Regions from separate parts of the Homo sapiens genome. Here region 1 is linked to region 2. The links are chromatin loops, found by intact Hi-C in ENCODE. Cell type or tissue: OCI-LY7. All regions are shown on one strand. Region 1 overlaps KCNN3 (potassium calcium-activated channel subfamily N member 3). Region 2 has its middle 3.7 kb from the start of ZBTB7B.

Region 1 (2,500 bases), 140 kb before region 2:
TATTCTCCACACCTACCCTCCTCACAACCTGCCCGGTATCACCCTGAGGGCAGCAGCACCAGACCCCAGAGAGGAGGCATCAAGAACTGACCTTGGGCCAGTCCACAATCTCACCCTGATCCCAGGCCAACCTGGGGTGCCCACACTTGCCCTGGCCACCCCTCCAGCACTGTCTTCTCCAGGACCTGCGCCAGCATCTCCCGCCCTCCATCAAGCCCTTCCTGCCCAGCTCGTGGTAAAGTTCCTCCTGTTCCAACATTTTGCATCACGGGTCTCAGTGCCATAAACTCAATTTTTCTCTTTTAAGGATATGGGCAGCAGCAGGCAAGGGAAAGGGCATGAACTTGGGAGCTAAACGGGCTTGGGTTCTTATCTCAGTGCCACCACCGCTGGCAGTGTCAGTGTGGCCCGGTGACTTCATCTACACAGGGGGCGGTGAGCACGACCTGCTCCTTGTACTCCCGGGTGTAATGTAAAGCCAGCCCAGCACTCAGCAAATGGTCCTTGCCTTCCCCTCTCCTGTCACTCAGCAACATCCCGGCCAGCCCAGCGAAGTGCTGGGTGACCAGAAAGTAGCGTGGTCCCTGCCCCCAGCTGCTCCTCCCCTCCTTTCCCTCAGATCCCAGCTGAGCTCCTGGGGGTGGAATGACAGGGTCGGGGGAGGGGGCACTTAAAAACCCATTCGCCTCCTCCGGACTTTCCTCACCCGAAGAAAAGGCACTAGAATTTTCCTCCCTACAGCTCCTGGGAAAAGCACAGTCTCAGAATTCCCCACCCTCATTATTTAAAGAGGAATAGGTGCCTTGCTTTCTTGCTCTCCTTTTGGGGTTTTGAAAGAAAGAGAAGAAAAAGAACTACAAATGAATGTGCTGGCCTGCCTGTCACTGAGCTGAGTAAAGTGGTATTTCATCAATATACAGCCGCCCCTCACAACCCCCGCACACACTCATTTTCTCCCCCAAATGTGCTTCACAAATAACTGCAACAGAGCTGAAGCGCTCTATTCTGATCTTACATTTCCATCCAGGCCCCAGATTCTCTACAGAGGTTACTCAAATTTCTTTTCATTTTGACTTTCTTTACCTTATATTTTTTTAAAGCAGATCTTTTGACCATGGCCTTACAAATCCCTCTTCCTAAAAGCACAATAAGAGAAATACGAGGCATCAGCCGCCTTTCTACTTAGGCTGTGCAGGAGATAAGTGCCCCAGCCAGGATGCCCCTGGCGGAGCACCTGGGTAATGCCGCCTGTGGGGAAGGGAAGTCCGGATGTGTGATGAAGTCTTTCCCCAGGACAGTTATAAATAGTGTGATGACACGCAAAGGAGAAGCATATATAAAAAGTTAGCTGTCCCCCTGTGGGTTACAGATGTTTGACTCATTTACAGACTGTCCACAAAGATTATAAATAAAGTCACCACCACCCTGGGGCGGGTGGCGGAGAAGGCCATTTTCACGCTGTCAAAAGGCCATTTTCACGCTTGCCCTCCTGTGGGCCGACACACTCAGTGTGACCTGTGAAGACAAAATGTGTGCCTAGGGCCCTCGGCAGTGGGCTCGCAGGCTCTCAGCCAGTCTCCTGCCTTCTGCATCCTGGTCCTGCAGGTCACCCCACAGGGAGGGTCCATGGAAAGGGCTGGAAAGGGTCTATCCTACTCCTACTTTTCCACCATGGCCTGAAACACAGGCACCAGTACCCAGAGGCATCTTCTCAAAAATACCAGGACACTGTGACAGCCAACAACCTATCCCAAAGCAGCACCTGGGTCCAAACAGAAGGTGCAGAGCCACTTGGCTAGCCAAGCCTGCACTGCTGCTCTGCCCTTCTGCAGACAAGGCTTCCGTGACCAGGGAGAGCAGAGGATCAGAACTGGTTCCAGTGATACTACTCAATCATTTGGTCTAGAGGCTGGGGATGGACTCAGGGACCTCTGTGAGGTCTGCAAAGAGACAGACAAGTTGGCCTTGGCCATTCTGTTTAAAGAGTGAATGGCCAGACGACCAGGCTCCCCTGGGCATACGGAGAAGCGGCCTCCCATGAGGTTGTCTGAAGAAAGAGTAACTAGAAGTGGGAAAAGAAGACACTGTGGGAGCAGACAGGGCAGCCTGGATAAGCATCTTCACACCAACTCCTCTCTGCCACCTGGGTTACCCCAGCAACGAGGCCAGGCAGGGGCCACAGAGAGGAGCAGAGGGGCAGGAAATCAGTGGGGCAGGCGAGACAGGAGCATGGTGGGGGAGTGGGCAGAGGACTGGTTCTGCCTGGGAGGAGAGATGCAGACCAGTTTCAAGGCCGGGCATGGGGAAGTGGCTTGAGGTTGTACAGATTGGTGGAAAAGAAGAGCCATGCTGCCACACCAGCACTCTCCAGCCTCCCCTGAGAAGATCCCACAGCCCAACGCCTGAGATCCCGAGAAACAAGGCCCCTGGGTGCCTTGCCAGCCACACAGAGGTACCAGCTCAGCCACCAACATGATGGCAGGGTCAGGGTGGTGAAGTC
Region 2 (2,500 bases):
CAGATTTTCAGATCCCCAACTCACGGCTTCTCCTAATGAGCCTGCCTTCCTCTTCTGAGCTGGTGTTTGCATGGAGATGGTGGCCAAAGTGGCCTGGAGGCAGGGCCATGCAAACAAAAGCATGGAGGGTACCACCTCCATGCACCCGCTCCATGCCACTTCCCACCTCAGCCCTAAGCTCCCTGTTCTCAGCCCATTTGGAGGTTTCAGGTGCAGCCCTTTCACCTAATCCACACAGCCAAGAGATCTTTCCTGGCCCATGGCTCCCCACTCTGTGGCTGTTCCCCCACAAGTATCTCTCCCCGACTAGGGCAACTCAGGTTTTGAGTGTCCAAATTACTCCCTCAGGAACTCAAGTGGAGTAAGGTGGGAGGGAGGTGAAGGAGACAGGGTACCAAGATATTAGGTTGGTGCAAAAGTAATTGCGGCCTTTGCCATTAAAACCTCACCTACCCCTCGGTGCCCTGGTGCCCTCTAATGGTCACAGGGGGTGGGGGAATGGGTGGAGTAGGAATGGAGACAGGAGGGACCAGCTGGATGTGACCCTCAAGTACAACAGCGAGAGGAGAAGCCTGATATCCAGGATTCCCGGCGGATTACATCGGATACAGGACCCTCGTTGGCATGCAAGGAACAGTTGGAGGAGAGGGGTCACGGCCCAAGGGTCTGAGGAGCGGCAGGCAATAAACTGGATATCATAGCAATAATCTGGCGGCGGGGAGGGGTGGGTGGGTGGGGATGTCCCACGTTTTCCCAACACCAAGAGGCCGGCAAAAAGGGGTGTGTGGCAATCATTTCACTGGCAGCGCCAGAGCGCAGACCCATCCCCAAGGGCATAGGCTTTTTTTTTTTTTTTTTTTTTTAAAGACGGGGTTTGGCTCTTGTTGCCCAGGCTGGAGTGCAATGGCGCGATCTCGGCTCACCGCAACCTCCGCCTCCCAGGTTCAGGCAATTCTGCTTCAGCCTCCTGAGTAGCTGGGACTACAGGCGTGTGCCACCACGACTGGCTAATTTTTGTATTTTTACTAGAGACAGGGTTTCACCATGTTGGTTAGGCTGGTCTCGAACTCCTGACCTCAGGTGTTCCACCCGCCTCTGCCTCCCAAAGTGTTGAGATTACAGGCGAGAGCCACCGCGCCCGGCATGGGCATAGGCTCTTATTTGCATCATATTTACATCTGTCTTGCATGTGAGTTATTTCCCTCCACCCAACTTTCTCAGTTACTCTCAGACTCTAGAGTGTTCGCCAGCCTTGGAGCGTACCCGTTCCTCCAGCCATTCTTCGGCCTCAGTTCCTTTCCATCATTCGCCCTCAGGCCTTCGCCTACCCCAGCTTCAAAGAAGCGACCGTAACCTCCTAGCTGGCTGGGTTCGAGAAGCCGGGGACCTGCGCCTCCTGGTGGCTGATCGGAAGGAGGCTGAGTGCAGAGGGGTTGTCTTGCCTTCTCTGGGACGTGGAGTTTTGGAAACTGTTCCCCTGAGCTTCCTGAAGCTAAATTTGCCTCCCCCGGCCTTGGGGGGCGCAGAGATCCCGGCGGCGATTAGCGCTGCGCGGCAGCCGGCTCCAACCCAGAGGCCCGGAATAGGCGCGGAGTTATAAATAGTGCCACCCGCAGGTGTTGGGGGGAGTCGGCGGGAGGGGGGTACCCCTGGCGGCCACGGCCCCTTCAGGTGGGTTGGGCGGTCGCGGTGGGAGCGCTGGGGGGCGGGGGGCGTGGGGGGTCTGCGGTCTGAGCGCCCCCAGCGGTTTCCTGGGCGGCGGGTTTTTCGAGGGAAGCGGAGGCAGCGGAGGATGGGGGGGAGCAGCGGAGAAGAGGTGGGCGCCTGGCGCATGCTGACGCTCCGCTTGCAGCTCAGCCCCCCACATTCCGAAACAGGCCCCCAGACCCACTCACGCAGGACCCCGCCCAGGCAAAGCCTCGCCTTTCTTAACACCTGAAGGCCTCATTCCCCCAGGTTCTGCAAGCATCTAACTTCTATGCTTCTACCCTTCGGCGCACGTGGCCCGGCCAGTCCGCGCACCTGGCCGTCATTCCGAGTCGCTGTCCCCAGCCCCAGGTATTCAGTCCTCCCACTCGGGGCTTTCATTCCTCTCTTAGGGTAAACACTTCCTTCTCTGGGTATTTGTCCAACTCGTGCTACTCTCCCCAAATTTAAGGTCTAGCTGGTCACCTAAAAATTTAAGTCTTAACATGCGGATCTGGGACGCTCTCCTATCCCCAGGCGGCCCCTGCAGGCCCCTCACTTGCCCTCCAGCTCCCAGTTCCAGTCTGGGCCTAGTGGCGGGGCGGGGGCGGCCGGCCCCTGGGGCCCAGCAGGGGTTTCATGGGAGGGGGCGGGGTCCCCAGTCAGCGTTTCTCTGCCGCCGCTGTTTCAGTCGTTTGGCGTGGTTAGGGGTTGGGGTAAGAGGGAATTTCAAGTAGGGGTTCCCCGCTCCGATTTCTGAGTAAGGAGGGGAGCTATTTGCACCAGGAGAAAAAGAGAGACAAGGGAGGGTGGG

What was found. Hi-C counts contacts between places; a loop is a spot of excess contacts. Peaks named below come from ENCODE experiments on the same cell type or tissue, not always from the same donor. Only the 100,000 strongest peaks of a DNase experiment are listed, where the experiment ranks them.
Region 1: a loop joins it to region 2, with 4 times the contacts of the local background. A loop is called at or near these places in 3 of 110 quality-filtered maps.

The regions. Positions count from the first base shown.
Region 1 is chr1:154,862,574-154,865,073 of GRCh38, forward strand. All of the region lies in intron 1 of KCNN3 (potassium calcium-activated channel subfamily N member 3), which reads right to left. Among named protein-coding and RNA genes, the nearest start is that of KCNN3, 6.5 kb to the right of the region's middle. RefSeq lists enhancers at 1-173, 174-847, 1,297-1,386, 1,914-2,500. In OCI-LY7, a CTCF peak has its summit at 1,221; DNase peaks (open chromatin) are centred at 443, 1,218, 1,818 and 2,198; H3K4me3 peaks cover 2,317 bases; H3K27ac peaks cover 2,500 bases.
Region 2 is chr1:154,997,887-155,000,386 of GRCh38, forward strand. No RefSeq gene overlaps it. Among named protein-coding and RNA genes, the nearest start is that of ZBTB7B, 3.7 kb to the right of the region's middle. RefSeq lists enhancers at 1,495-2,447, 1,965-2,024 and silencers at 1,645-1,724, 2,205-2,444. In OCI-LY7, CTCF peaks have their summits at 478 (motif pointing left), 1,418 (motif pointing left) and 1,636 (motif pointing left); DNase peaks (open chromatin) are centred at 1,395, 2,025 and 2,305; H3K4me3 peaks cover 1,578 bases; H3K27ac peaks cover 1,728 bases.